Regions from separate parts of the Mus musculus genome. Here region 2 is linked to region 1. The links are chromatin loops, found by intact Hi-C in ENCODE. Cell type or tissue: heart. All regions are shown on one strand.

Evidence for each region. Hi-C counts contacts between places; a loop is a spot of excess contacts. Peaks named below come from ENCODE experiments on the same cell type or tissue, not always from the same donor. Only the 100,000 strongest peaks of a DNase experiment are listed, where the experiment ranks them.
Region 2: it touches region 1 in a loop (6-fold over the local background); 6 of 42 quality-filtered maps call a loop at or near these places.

What each region holds. Positions count from the first base shown.
Region 1 is chr15:32,434,342-32,442,341 of GRCm38, forward strand. The region is part of intron 3 of Sema5a (sema domain, seven thrombospondin repeats (type 1 and type 1-like), transmembrane domain (TM) and short cytoplasmic domain, (semaphorin) 5A); the gene reads left to right. Among named protein-coding and RNA genes, the nearest start is that of Sema5a, 190 kb to the left of the region's middle. In heart, a CTCF peak has its summit at 3,501 (motif pointing left); a DNase peak (open chromatin) is centred at 3,500.
Region 2 is chr15:32,569,755-32,577,754 of GRCm38, forward strand. It overlaps Sema5a (sema domain, seven thrombospondin repeats (type 1 and type 1-like), transmembrane domain (TM) and short cytoplasmic domain, (semaphorin) 5A), which reads left to right. Exons shown (of 23, transcript NM_009154.2): 11 at 5,062-5,266. Among named protein-coding and RNA genes, the nearest start is that of Gm41289, 200 kb to the right of the region's middle. In heart, no CTCF peak of the experiment used is centred here; no DNase peak of the experiment used is centred here.

The DNA.
Region 1 (8,000 bases):
CCTCTGAGAGGGTGCTCCCCACCACTAGGCATCTCTGTTCCCTGGAGTCTCAAGTCTCTTGAGGATTAGGCACATCTCCCACTGAGGCCAGACCAGGCAGACCTCTGCTATGTATGTGCCCTGGGCCTAGGATCAGTGTATGCTGCCTGGTTGATGGTTCAGTCTCTGGGAGCTCCCAGACATCTGGGTTAGTTGAGACTGCTGGTCTTCCTATGGGGTTGCTCTCCCCTTCAACTTATTCAATCCTTCCCCTAATTCAAGCATATTGGTCCCCAACTTCAGTCCAATGGTTGGATGTAAGTATCTGGGTCTGTCTCCATCAGATGCTGGTAGGGCCTCTCAGAGAACAGTCATGCTAGGCACACATCGGTAAACACGTAATAGCATCAGTGTTAGACCTTGGTGCCTGCTCCCTCCATGAGATGTACCACAAGTTGGGCCAGTTACTGGATCACCTTTCCTTCAATGGACTGGAAATTTTATTGTATTCAAAACTAAGATCACTTGATGAGACAGTAATAGGGAAATCCCTAGGGGTCACATAAGATATTTTATCATTTCTAACCTGGCATTTCTTGACTGAGCATTATAGGTAGCTGGATAAAAAAATAACCATTTCTGATTTAACTTCACCTATGCACCACACAAATCACCTAATATTTTACATTTATCCAGCACTGGAACATACTGAAGTGACTAGGCAATGTGTGGGCTAGATCTCAAAATCAGAGCGAGTGGATGAGCATGCGTTCTCTGAAGTGTCTCAGTTTCCCTTTTAGATAGACTGAACTGTTAGCAGAGGTTATTAATAGCTCATGCTCTATTTTAAGGAATCATGCATAGGGAGTAGGCTATAAAAACATATATTCTTCCCATGAGGTTCAAAATATTATTTATCAACAAGAAAACATTGGAATAGCATGGAGATTAAGCTTCTCTACACATTTGGCATAATGTATAAGTTACTTTGAAATTGATTGGAAGGCAGAACAGACAGTCCCCATATAGGATATTCAGCAAGACAGCTAGGGAATCTCTTCAGTCAGAGCCTTAAAACACATATAAAATGTTACCCAAATGCATGGGAAGAAAAGTACTAGGAGACAGAAATCAAGTAGTAGGCAGCCTGGAATCCTTAGGAGAGGCACAATTTCAAGACTTTACTGGCTGGAGCTTTAAAATGTGTTTAGAGATGAGAGCAGCATAGTGTGTGTGTGGTGTGTGTGTGTGTGTGTGTGTGTGTGTGTGTGTGTGTGTGTGTGGTGTGTGTGTGTGTGTGTGTGTGTGTGTGTGTGTGTGTGTGTGGTGTGTGTGTGTTTGCAGAGTATGATTCCACAGAGAGCAGAAGCTCACCATCCCTGTCTATGGAATTCCAACCTACAAGCTGCTGTTCTAGCTGCAAACTAGAAGTTTAGAAGAACGACCTATGGAATCACCATGCCTGACCTCAAGCTGTACTACAGAGCAATTGTGATAAAAACTGAATGGTACTGGTACAGCGACAGACAGGTAGATCAATGGAATAGAATTGAAGACCCAGAAATGAATCCACACACCTATGGTCACTTGATCTTTGACAAGGGAGCTAAAACCATCCAGTGGAAAAAAGATAGCGTTTCCAAAAAAGGGTGCTGGCTCAACTGGAGGTTATCATGTAGAAAAATACAAATTGATCCATTCTTATCTCCTTGGACAAACCTCAAGTCTAAGTGGATCAAAGACCTGCACATAAAACCAGAGACACTGAAACTTATAGAGGAGAAAGTGGGGAAAAGCCTCAAAGATATGGGCATGGGGAAAAATTTCTAAACAGAACAGCAATGGCCTGTGCTGTAAGATCAAGAATTGACAAATGGGACCTCATAAAATTGCAAAGCTTCTGTAAGGCAAAGGACACTTTCAATAAGACCAAAAGGCAACCAACAGATTGGGAAAAAATCTTTACCGATCCTAAATACGATAAAATATCTAATATATATAAAGAACTCAATAAGTTGGACTCCAGAAAACCAAACAACCCTATTAAAAATGGGGTACAGAGCTAAACAATGAATTTTCAACTGAGGAATACCGAATGGCTGAGAAGCACCTGAAAAAAATGTTCAACATCCTTAATCATCAGGGAAATGCAAATCAAAACAACTGTGATTCTACCTCACACCAGTCAGAATGGCTAAGATCAAAAATTCAGGTGACAGCAGATGTTGGCGAGGATGTGGAGAAAGAGGAACACTCCTCCAGTGCTGGTGGGATTGCAAGCTTGTACACTCTGTAAGTCAGTCCGGCAGTTCCTCAGAAAATTGGACATAGTACTACTGGAAGATCCAGCAATACCTTTTCTGGGCATATACCCAGAAGATGTTCCAACTGGTAATAAGAACACATGCTCCACTATGTTCATAGCAGCTTTATTTATAATAGCCAGAAGCTGGAAAGAACCCAGTTGTCCCTCAACAAAATAATGGATACAGAATATCTGGTACATTTACACAATGGAGTACTACTCAGCTATTAAAAACAATGGATTTATGAAATTCTTGAACAAATGGATGTATCTGGAGGATATCATCCTTAGTGAGGTAACCCAATCACAAAAGAAGCATTAGATATGCACTCACTGATAAGTGGATATTAGCCCAGAAACATAGAACACCCAAGATACAATTTGCAAAACACAAGAAAATCAAGAAGAGGGAAGACCAATGGGTGGATACTTCATTCCTCCTTAGAATAGGGAACAAAATGCCCATGAAAGGAGTTACAGAGACAAAGTTTGGAGCTAAGACGAAAGGATAGACTATCCAGAGACTACCCCACCCGGGGATCCATCCCATAAACAGCCACCAAACCCAGACACTATTGCATATGCCAGCAAGATTTTGATGAAGGGACCCTGGTATAGCTGTCTTGATGAGGCTATGCCAGTACCTGGCAAATACAGAAGTGGATGCTCACAGTCATCTATAAGATGGAACACAGGGCCTCCAATGGAGAAGCTAGAGAAAGTACTCAAGGAGCTGAAGGGGTCTGCAACCCTATAGGTGGAACAACAATATGAACTAACCAGTACCCCCAGAGCTCATGTCTCTAGCTGCATATGTAGCAGAAGATGGCCTAGTTGGCCATCACTAGGAAGAGAGGCCCCTTGGTATTTGCAAACTTTATATGCCCAATACAGGGGAATGCTAGGACCAAGAAGTGGGAGTGGGTGGGTAGGGGAGCAGGGCGAGGGGAGGGTATAGGGAACTTTCGGGATAACACTTGAAATTTGAAATGAATATAAAGAAAATATCAAAACAAAACAAAAACACCTATTGACTTCCTAGGAAGAGGAGAGGGACCTGACTGAAGTAGAAATTATCAAACGAAGAGAAGAGAAACTGGGACACTGAGGTTTCTCTGTGGATTTCCACAGGGAACCAGAACAAATCCCTTTCTTCTGGGAGGAGGGCTACACCAGCAGCACCACATTTGTAGGATTAGCCTGCGCCCTCTAGTGTTCGCCTCCGTGACAGTGCTTCCATAGTTCCTGGATCTGGGCTGGTGGAGACACAACTGGGTGGTGATGGGCTCAGAATCAAAGACTATATATACTGATGGAGGGAGCAGTGCGTGGCTTGGTGAGTAAGTCCCCAGACTTCATTGACAGACCGTTGGTAGATCAGCCCTGAACAATGTGGAAAATGCAAAAGATACACATGTAAAGTCAGAATGATCAGGGCCGGGGTAGCGGCAGATGTGGATGGATGAAAACAGACGCAGGGACAGAGTTTCTGAGTCGGAAGGAAATTCTGAGGGTTATGATCACGACGCACCGTGTAAAGAAGCATGGATTAAGTCGTAGATGAATGCATAGTAAGTAGGGTGCCATATAATCCTTTACCTAAGTCTCAAGGCAATCGAAAATAAATGACTTAGGCCTGGATACTGAGAAAGGGAGAGGCCATATTGTATTTTTAACCCGCCCCCTTCTCTGAAAACAAAACCATACATTCTGTTATTTTAAGGAGGAAAGTATGGAGATAGATTAGATTAGACTAGACCTAATGACTGAGATTCTTGTGACACTTTGGCTCCTCAAAGCATTCTTCACAGACATAAATGGGAAGAATGGCCACATGTTAAATGATCCACGGCTGAGAAACACATTACTTTCTCTGTCGGAGGAAGGGACATAGGGCATTTGGCATTCACAAGACAAATCACAAGCCAGTAAACAAGATTATCAAATACAGTGAAAGAATTTACAGTGTCTGCTTCTCCTTCCACTTGGCCTTTTATTCCACAGATAAAGGTGTGAAAAATGTTTGCATGTAGATGCCCCCATTTGATTATCGAACTCCAGATTCCATACGGACTCAGTGCAGTGATTTCTGCTGCTGTGTTCATTGTTGTTTTTATTATCGGCACAATCTGAATGACACTCCTCATGAGCATAGATTCAAAGGTGATGCCTTCCTTTGAGAGCTATCGTCTTGTTACTGCATGTTGCAGAACTTAGTAAAGATACATTTTCTTGGGGGAATCCTACTAACTATTTTTGTTATCCCTTAACCTGCTTTCTCTTTACTAGAGTGCTTCCATTTCTTTAATCATGTGTACTTGAAAAAAAATACCTTTGCCTCTTCTTAAAATATTGAATACATATCAGTATACACCATGGCAAATTTCTTCATATTGCCCGATGCATTCTGTCCATATCAGTATCATTAATTCAAGCAAGCTGCATATCTCTGGATGATGTTCCCTGTGTTAACTCCTGGGCTATTTGCATGCTTGATGCTTCCCTTAGATGGATGAGCAACCACCTGGGTGAGACAAGATGTCCCTACCCTGAGGTTCATTTACACCAATTCTGAGAGGGATCATGTCATAGTTGAGTTTACTCCTTATCTTGAATTAAAACAAACAAACAAACAAACAGAAACAGCAAGCAAACAAAATTTTATCATAAGCCTACATAATCCATAATGCAGGCGATTCACGCAAATGATAAATCCTACCATAGTAATCTTAAGAAAATAATCTCCCAAGCAATATCTAACACAAATGTTTCAGGTCAACACAGTTCTTATTTCCAGGACAATTTTGTCCTCTGCCTCCATGGTGCTAATCTTGAACTACATTAGCCCTTTGCTCTCAGAATATAACTTCTCTAGTTCATTTCCCCCTTTATTTTCAAGGAGGCAACTGTTTGAAGTGTCCTGCTAATGTGAATATTTTAATGCCTCACAAGGTAACAGAGTATGGTAGGAATTATAGACGACAAAAGAAGCTGTGAGTAGCTTAATTTGAATTTTCTAATGGGATGGGCAAGATGAGAAGTGGAGGGATATATTTATAGATTAAAGGTTACACAGAAGCCTGCAAGAGAGGAAGGGTTGGGTCATTTCAGATTCCATCCATGCTAGCCCTGTTACAAGCTCTGCAGCAGGAACACCCCCTCTCTGGCCACCTTGTCACACAGGAGGAAAGCAAAGTAGGGTCAGGTTATAAAATCCTGGTGTCACTATGTGAAAAATACTTTCCAAAAAATTGTTCTTTTACAATTTACAAGGTATTGTTTCACACCCACATGCATACAACTCCCCCCAGCTCCCACCAGTGACCACATATTCTCTTCCCCAGAGACTATCTTTTCCTCCAGTTATATAGCTGAGGATGTGACATAACCAGGAGACATAATCTTCCTACCAGCCAATGGTATACTCTCAATGGGACAGCGAAAATAATGCTGGTGTATCTGATGGCCACATCTTTTTTTTTTTAAATATTTTTATTAGGTATTTTCCTCATTTACATTTCAAATGCTATCCCAAAAGTCCCCCATACCCTCCCTCCCTACTCCCCTACCCACCCACTCCCACTTCTTGGCCCTGGTGTTACCCTGTACTGGGGCATATAAAGTTTGCAAGACCAAGGGGTCTCTCTTCCCAGTGATGGCCGACTAGGCCATCTTTTGATACATATGCAGCTAGAGTCAAGAGCTCCGGGGTACTGGTTAGTTCATATTGTTGTTCAATATGAACAGTCACTTAGTTGTGATGTACAGGAGCTGACATTGTAGAGAATGTGTGTGTGTATATGTGTGTGTACGTACATTCATGCATGTGCCCACATGCGTGTATTCTGGGGGGTAGTGAATGGTGTTGTTTGCTGGTGTGGAGCATCTGGGCCATGCATCAGAAGGTGAGTGTACTAAGCCCTAGTTAACCTCCACATTCTCACCATGCTCACTCTCTAGGTTCCCAGGGCACTCCACTTGCTCATAGGCTGAATTGCAACAACGCTCAAATCAGAGATTTGCTCTTTGCACAGGTCTGGCAGGCTTCAATGCCTAAGGCAAGAGACATCTTTTTGAGGTTACAGATGAAGGAGTGAAATGCAAGAAAGGAGTTTCCAATTGTCTAGTTGCAAGCACTCTGCTCTAACAGCTAAGCTTTGCTGCCTGACTTTTCAGTTTTGTTTCTTTGCTCATACAGCAGGCACTTCCTGACTAATGTCTGTCTAGTCATCCGCATGCACTCAGATAGACAATGAGACAGCCAGTGTTCCCTCATTCCTTAAAGATTTCATTTTATTTACCTGTGAGTGTGTGGCAAAGAGATTTTGGATGTGAGTGCCATGTTTGCTGGGGAAATTAGAGGCATTGGCTCCCCTGAAGCCAGAGCTGCAGGCAGTTGTAACTAATCAGCTTGGGATCTGGATAGCAAACTTAGGTTCTCTGCCAGAGAACTATATACTCTTTTCTAACCACTAAGCCATCCCTACAACTTGCTCTTTAAATGCAGCTGAATTGGGTGCCTGTTTGTGGCACTTGTTAGTCATATTATTTATTGGGTAAGCTTGACTTGGCAGTTCCTTTTTTCTTTATGAAAAATGACAAAATGTCTGAACAGCTAAATGGAATCCTATGTTCCAGACAAGGTTTAGACTCTTTATGTGTATTGGGAAGTATCTGTCTCTCTGCCTCTCTTTCTATCTCTTGTTCAGATAAATGTGTACAGTCTATCTATGGCAACTGCCATTCTAGGAGGTATCTGAACAAAAGATTATGGAACGCTGCATAAAGGGAAGAGAGGGTGAAGGAATCTCTCCGTGTTCTCTGGCCTTGAAGTACTTGATGTAATTGGACAAAGGAATCCACTGGGTGTTAATGAGAAGGATTGGGTTTAAGAAGCCATGTGAGTAGAGTTTGGGGAAGTTTCAGCATAAGAATGCTGTGGTAGCATTACAAGGGTAGGGAGCCAGAGAGAGGGCCATGGCACTAAGGAAGTTATTTTTGGTTTCATGCAGGTGCCCAGTGTGTGATGAGAAATAAGGATGGCCTAAGCCAACATCATGGCAGTACAGAGGAGAGGTGTATGTTAAAGGCTTCTAACAAGAGTACTGTGCTTGCATGTTAGTAGAGTGTCACTGAAATACGTTCAGGACCATCTATGTCTTCAGGACAGTGTCACTGAAAGTCCTGGAAAGAGCAGTGCTCATCTTCCCTGACCAAATAATGCATTAGAAATTTGACTTTAGAAATAGGGAGACGACTGACAGTTACCGGGTGCTTGCATAGCTAGCAACTCTTCAACTCTTCATCTTCACTGATTTCCACTTTGAGAGAACTTCTCCTGGCATTCACACTAGTCCTGGTTGCTCCCACTGACTGGCACAGATTCAGTGGAGGCCTGCCTGTTTCTGCTGAATAGTGCTGCCACTGCTAATTCATGTTTGGTATCCTGACACTACTGTACTGGACTCCTGGTATCCTGACAAACAGAGATTAGAGTCACCCCCAAGGAACTACTTCTAAACAGGTCCGCATCCTCTTGTTGTATTTACCATCTTTTTATCCCTACCTTTAGATGGTGGGCTAGAACTGGGGAGGGGAGTCAAAGTGTTTGAGATCCCTTAATAAAGTAGGTTGAAAAAGCTAAGCCTACAAAAGACCCTTAGTTGAGGAATTGCCTCCATCAGCTGGGACTATCTGTGGGCAGGTCTGTGAGACA
Region 2 (8,000 bases), 140 kb after region 1:
AAGGCTGGAGAAGCTGAGAGTTCTACATCTTGTTCTGAAGGCTAACAGAAGACTGGTTTCAAGGCAGCTAGGAGAAGGGCCTCAAAATCTACCCCTACAAGGACACACTTCCTCTAACAAGGCCATACCTGCTTCAAAAAAGCCATACCTCCTAATAGTGCCATTCCCTGGGCCAAGCATATTCAAACCACCAAAGGTGTTGAAGATGACAAGATTTTCCTTACATCATCCCTTAGAAGAAAGACTCATCCCTGGTGTTTCTTCCTCCATCCTACTGGGTCAGACTCCTATGGCATGGAATGCTTCCTAGAGGTCCTGTCTTCAACTACTGCCATGCCGAGAGATAGATTCGACATAAGAATTTTAATGCAGCACACACAAGAGCAGCCTTCTCTGTGGGTCTGTTACTAACAACACAGGCAAAATATTTAACATCATCAAGTTCCAGATACTTGGTCTGATGTGTCATTTTTGTGACTATACATGTGGCATCAGTGTCACATGAATGACACTGTTCTATGTATAGAGAGGGGCATAGCGTCTCCAGGCAGGTCAAATAGCCAGGGCCACAGCTGCTTAGTGGTTAAGCTTGGATCTTACCACTGCCAGCAAAGGAAAAATCCCAATCTCAATCAACTAAGTTCCTGTTAGTAGCAATCATTGACTAGTGATATAAGACAGTCAGTCCTTCCTTCCAATTTTGGGTGGTTTAACATCCCAAATCATAAAACTCATGACTTCCAAGAAAACTGAGCTTTAGAAAAAGTTTAAATTTTTACAGGTAGATTTTGGTAATCATCAATCAATTACAATTGAATTTTTTCCTTTCAATATTTTAAGACTTTTATCAGAGAATGAGGCTAAGAATAAGATAAGTAGTTTGAGTATCATATTTGCACTGCATTGCTTTTCTTGGACAAAATGTTTAGCATCTTCTCATTACTTCCTAGATACACAGGAGAGGGAGGGATACAAGTAAACTTTGCAAATGTCAGCCAGTGTGCATGGTTACTAAACAGTACATTTGATTGAAAAGACTCATGAGAACAACCTGTCTGAAGTCTTCTGTGTCTTTCATGTTGAGTAATTACATATTTCGACTGGATTTTCTATTCAATATAAAGAAGAAAATATATTACCACCTTTAAAAATCTGTTTTATTAAGACCTGAAGCTTAAGAAAATGAACAAAGACATTTAGATTCAGAGCATCCTCCTTTGCATTGTCTGTTGGATTGCAGCTTTCCACAATGAACTGGGTGATTAGGCAAACTTATAATCCTTTACGGATTCCAAACAATGTGTATCTTTTAGGTCATGCATCTGTATATATCCATAGCACATCTAAGTACCCTCGTGTGTTATTATATCAGAATAACATTGAAAGACTTGCTTTTGTTTACTAGTGGAATTAGGTCCATGCTGAACAATGAAGGAGACATGCACAGAAGTGGCACACATGACAAGCACTAAGCTAGCTCAGCTTACATCATCCTCTGAGCATACATTTAACACTTCCAGGAAACTAAAGTTACAGATTATGGTGGTGGTGATATGTGTGTATGTGTGTTCCCAACTACACATAGGTGTTTCCATTTCTAGATTGCCTAATAGCCACATTGTCATAGGTTCCTGATTGATGGTCGAGCTCTCACCCAGACTGGCAGAGAGTAGAAACTCATTTTCAACCGATGAGCCGTCTTTTAGACCTAAGGGTCCCAACATTGACAATAACTAAACATAATATTTATATTTGTTATTGTTGTTATTACTGTTATTGTTTTGGTTTTCACCTTGACAATTAGAATTTTATGTGACACTTTTACAATAGGAAAAATGAAATAACTGAAGGAGCCGATTCAGGAAAATGATTTAGGAAGAGAAATACATCATACTTTAAAAGCTCAGTAAACCTCAGAACACAACAAAGGCTACTAGTCACCCTGATCAGCCACAGTCTCAAAGCCACCCCCAGTGGCATTTGTCTGCCCTAGTAGAGGTAGATCTTAAACCCTATGAAATCATCAGCTATTGAAAATACTGTGGGACTCAGATGGAGAACAGCTAGGTGACAGGCTCCAAAACCTTCCACAGGTTTTATCACCAACAATGAGAAATGATGCAGCCAAAAGGAAAATATCGTCGTGTAGGAGTAGTTGGGGAAGACTGCTTGCGACTCGGGCTGAGATGCAGCTGCATCCTGAGAATCCACGAATACACTCATGTCTTGGCAGCAAAGTGGGAAGGGACAGGGGATCCAGTGGGCATAGACACCAAGGAACATGTAGTCTGGGATGAAGTTGGCCTATTTTGAGCTTGATCTTCAAGTATGGGTATTTAGAATAGGGATTAACATGCTACCCTTGAAATAGATACCATCTGAGCATTTATTATTTTCCTAGCAATTATAGAATTACCGATCTTGTTTGAACAGGCATTGGCATGACAGTTATTGAGGGCTGTAAGCCACATGAGAACACAAGCAATGTATTTCTTTCCAGTTTTTGCAGTTTCTTCTTGTATGGGGTCCCGAGGGTAGTGAGTACCTGACAGTAACTAGGGCAGACCAGTGAGTAAGGTTCAACTCTAAAACTCGCAGCCCTTAGAGAGCTTGATGAGTTGCTATGCAGCAAGAAATACATGCAGTAATGTTGAATAGGTTCCAAATATGGGAAAGAGAATCCTTGGGTGAGATATTTATTATAAGATGGTGTCAGGAAGAAGCAGTAGAAGACAGTTCAAATATAGCTCATGACAAAACAGGCAAACAGCTTACAGGAGACATGATCCATTTTAGCACTCTGCCCCTTAAGCTCCTATATCTGTTTTCAAGGGGAGTGGAGGTCCTTGCTTTTAGACTATACCTGCTGGTTTTCAGCATGCCATTTGTCTTAAAACAGCATGCACATACAAACACTACTTTTATGCGATTGAAGCCAGCAGGTAAGCCATTGTTGCTACCCACACCTCAAGTATTGTCTTTGACTTCAATACAAGTTGATCACAACACACAATCACCTTCAGAATTAGCTGTCAACTGGAAAGGTTTCAGACCAAGTGGTGATCTTTTCTTTTGCTTTAAAAAACTGTTTTCTGGGGGCTTGGAAATATGGCTTAGCTGTTAAGAGCACACATTGCCTTTCCAGAGAACCCAAATTCAATTCCCAGAACCCATATGAAGAACCTTAACACACACACACACACACACACTCAAAAACAAACACATATACACACACTCACACATATTCTCACATACACTCATACATACACATGCACATATAGACACTTAAAGGTAATAATTAAAATATTAAAACACACATATACATTCCTGATAGTCAGTGTGCCCATGCTTAGAGTGTTATTATGTTAAAGTGCTATTCATATAAAATCTATCGGTACAGTCTTTTCAGACCCCAAAACAACTGCATGTGGCAATATCTGTCCATTTCTCTGTCCCATTATTCATTCACTTACTTCTCTCTGGATACCACAGCTCCATGGACCATGGATGTCCTTCCTGCTTTAAGACAGATGCATTTACAATTGGTTGCCTAGCTTCTGAGCTATCAGGAATGTTGTCTGATTCCCGGCATTTACAAGGACTTTAATTTACAAATGCTTTCCTCTCATTACTTTACATCAGCCATGAGAGATGAGCCTGGAGCACAGCCGGTGTGTTCCAACAATTTAACATTTGAGGAGACAAACCGAGAGGCTGGAACTCCCTGGAGGCCACAGGCCATCTTCTGCAGGCCTCAGCTTTACCCTGAACACATCCTTTACATGATGTCAAAGTAAAAGGTGCTCAAAACTAGGATGTGAAATTAAATTCATTGCTCACTAGTTATGCTCAGTGCACTTAACTCCAGGTTTCTCTAATTCCACAATCGGCCTATCATTTTATGGAATATAGGATATTTTATCAAATGCTACAAAAACATAATTGACTTTCAAAAAGTAATTTCCATCTTCTACTCCTGAAACTCTAACCTGTTATAAAAAACATGTATTGGAAATGACATGTTATAAATAGTAGTTTCAGGCAGTGTGGACCCCGTCACCCCTGCTTTAGGAAGTGAGCAGAGGAACCTCATTTCCTATACCAGCCTTTAAAGTTTATAAAGGAAATGAGAGAGGTTGGTGATAGATTTTCTGGTCCTGAGCTGGGCTCTGAGAAATCGGTTCTCTCTTTCTCACCTGCCCTCTTACCTTGTCCTTGCCACCTCCTGTTGTTTATAACACCTGCCAGCAGCCTTCCACACGACTCTGAGATTAATCCACAACAATTTCTGTGTTTGCTGTGTATCCCAGATCAGTCTCATGAAATTGACACTCCCTGCAAATTGCTCCTTCCTTCCTCTCTCCATCTCCTCCTCCCCACCTTTCTCAGCCCTCTTTTCCTCACTGCTTTTTTCTTCTCTCATTACCAACTTGCTATCTTACTTTGCAAATTCCCAGGTTCTCACCTATTACTTTAAATTCTCCTGAAATCAGAAATACAAATAAATTTAGACCAGCCACAGTTATTCACAGTTATTTGTGTAGCCCACGTGAGAGATAATGTTTACAGATTTAGTTAAGCACCAAGGTGTCACCATGGAGTTCAGGGTTGCTTATGAACCAACCCGCTGTGATAGCCAGGAAATGCATCCATCTGTATGAGCCCAACTGCTTCATGGTCAATGTCAGCTCAGCTTCATCAGTCAGATGCAATCGTATTGCAAGCTGACAGACAGCTACTCCCTAGAGACCCGACAGAACAGGAGGCAATTCTTCCCATCTGCTGTTCAAACTAGAGTCAACAACAGTGCCTGCTCCAATTTAAAATGTCTCATATTCTCTTTACCATACATTGAGAGATCGCAAATATGTTGACTTTCCATCCACAGTGGGAGAACAGGAGGATGCCAGTCGAGGGAGATGGAAGGATTGATTCGGTTGCACACTCAGTAATACATCATGGCTTATTCAGTTTGTAGTTTGTTCCATTTTCGCCTCCATCTGGTAGCCACGTGAGCGGTGGGCATCCAGCTTTTACAACCTGGCCTGTCTTCTCTTGCAGTGCGGCACCATGGACCAGGGCCTGTACGTAAACCTGACGGAAAGAAACCTACAGGATGCTCAGAAGTTCATTCTGATGCATGAAGTGGTGCAGCCAGTGACCACAGTGCCCTCTTTCATGGAGGACAACAGCCGCTTCTCCCACTTAGCTGTTGATGTTGTGCAAGGCAGGGAGACTCTGGTCCACATCATTTATCTGGCCACAGGTAGGAACTCGTGCTTCTTTCAGATGGTTTTCTTGTCTTCTCATTCATGTCTTAAATTCCAAACACTCATCTTTAAGCACAGCCATGGACCTGTATTGTCATGACAAGTGGAACCCACAATGCACGCTTATCTTTGTCAACCTGTCTACTCTTCCTGGATACCATATTTGTACCCTTATGTAGGGGGTGGTTCTAATACTTTGATTTAATTGGTAATCTGGGAGTACTGACTCTAAAGTTCTTGTTCCCCAATTGGTTCTTGATCCATCAATAAAGATGTTGGCCAATGGCTGGGTGAAAAAGGCGGGGTTTCTAGGTTCCTGAAGGTAGGAGAGGCAGGAAAGAGTTTTATTACCGTCCTTGGAGGGACACAGAGCCACCAGAGATGTAAGAACTCTGGTAAGTGACCTTTGGACTGTGCCTGGAGTAACAGGAAGAATTAGGTATGCCCAGTCATTGCTAGCCAAGGCATTTTGAGAATAACTGGTGTGTGTGTGTGTGTGTGTGTGTGTGTGTGTGTGTGTGTGTGTGTGTGTGTGTTTCTTCAAACAACAGATCTGAGATAACTCCTGTGCAGGTGAGAGCATGCAACCTACTGGTGGGGTAGTGAAAGCTACATGAAACACTCTTACTATACTGTTAGAATTTTAACTAGGGAGACAATGGCTCCTTTCTTAACTATTTCTGTCTGTCAGTGGTTCTTGGCAAGACTATTTACATCTGGCTAGTTTAAGACAATGAAACGTTTTATTAGGAGATACTGCTGGGAAAAATGTTTTCTGGAGATTTTCATGCTGATTTCTGATTGAAGCACAACAGTGCTCATCTCAAGCTGTTCCTGACAAAGGTTCAGGGAAACATTTGAAGAATGAAGCAGATGCACACAGCGTTTCATATGTAGGACAGGCTATTGTGCTTACCAAACTGTAGATAACAACTAGACTTCTTTAGATTCCAAAGTAAATGTGGAGCAGAAAGCAGGCTCTATCGTGTTTTACTACTCTGACAGTGTAGGGCGCATATCCCTGCCTCTGGAACTATCTCAGCTCCGCCTTCCTATCCCCATACAGAGTGATTTCACTGTGCAGTGGGTTCCTCCCACCCTTTGAGTAGTGTGGTGTATACTTGCCACTTCCTTACAATGCATGGCTACCTTTTTGTGTGGCTGTGAATACTGTATTATTCCTTCATAGAATTTCTCAATTTATACTTGTTTTTTTTTTAATCACTCATGAGATTGCAATGATTTGCTGGCTTTCCACTGTCTTGAATTTATTGGGCACACTGGTTATTTGTGGTGAGCAGGCTGGTTCCATCCTGCCCTGCCCTCCTATGCTCACATTCTTAAAGGGATAGGCAGATAATTAACCAACCAATAAGTAAAGTGCATCACCCAAAGGATGAAGAACCAATGAGATGGGAGCCAGAGGAGGAATGTGTTGATGGATGTGCCTGGGGATGGGTCCTGTTTCTTGGCTGGGTAGGATCTTCCAGTGCCTGAAGCATTGGATGCTGCACACTATAGAGGGAAACTGAACACTGGGAGATGTAGGGTTGGTTAGCTTGGACCAGTGCTACTGAGTGGTTAGTAATGCAAGGAGACAGACAGACCATTGGATGAGGGCATGATGGGTGAAGGACAGTCAGTGGGAAGACTGGAGAGTTGCAGAAGGATCATACTGACAAAGTCATGTGAAACAACTGCTCAGAAAAACAGTTTGCAGAACTGACTCAGAAAAGGAGTGAGTGCTAAGGTATCTAGTTGTCATAGGAAGTCAAGAAGAGAGTTCTCCTCCTCCTCCTCCTCCTCCTCCTCCTCCTCCTCCTCCTCCTTCTTCCTCTTCATTTTAATTCTTGTTCCTACTCCTCTTCCTTTTCTTCTTCCTCATCCTCCTTCCTACTCCTCCTCCTTCCTGTTTGTTTATTTTGAGAGACTAAAAAATTGCTTGTCAGTGAGGGATTGTGTTTCTTTCTGGCTTTGTTTGTGCTTTAAAACCAGAAGGCTTCCTGACACATGGCAGATTTTAAAAGTAAGTAGATTGGATCTTCCCAAAGGTATTCTTGGCCTTTACATCATAAATGTTCATGTTAGTACAAGATAGACATAATTTCTCTTTGGATTTCTAGAGACAACTGAGGTCTCACCTGGCTCTGTGGTAAGAGATGCTGAGAGGCAGAGCTGAGCCAGACTGTGCCTGAGCTCAGGGTCTCAGGATCATTTATCTCCTAGTTCTGGGGGCTAGGTTCAACAGTAAAGTGTGAGCTGAATGGTGTCTGAGGAAAGCTGTCTTCCTGGCTTGGAGATGGCCACCTATTCACACCATCCATATAAGTAGAGAGGAATTTCTGTGATATGTCTCTTTGTTTAGGTTTTTGAAAATAAACTTGAATAGCCAGGCTAGTCTGAAACCCACTGCATAGCCTAAACTGATCTCAAACTCCTGACCCTACTGCCTCAGCTTTAGGAGGCACTGTTTCCTAATACATTTACATTAATGTTGAGGCCATCAACATACGACCTTGCATGATACAAAGAAATTCATACCCATAGGAGTATAATATTTGAGGGTCTTTATTAAAAATAACATGTGTAAAAATAGTCCAACACAGTGAAATTACAGGGCTGAGACAAAAACCACAGCTAGCATCAATTAGCTTTTAAATGGTACATCTAGAAAGTTTCATATGGGAGTCTGATTTAAATGATCTTGTGGACTGACTACTCCCCCATCCC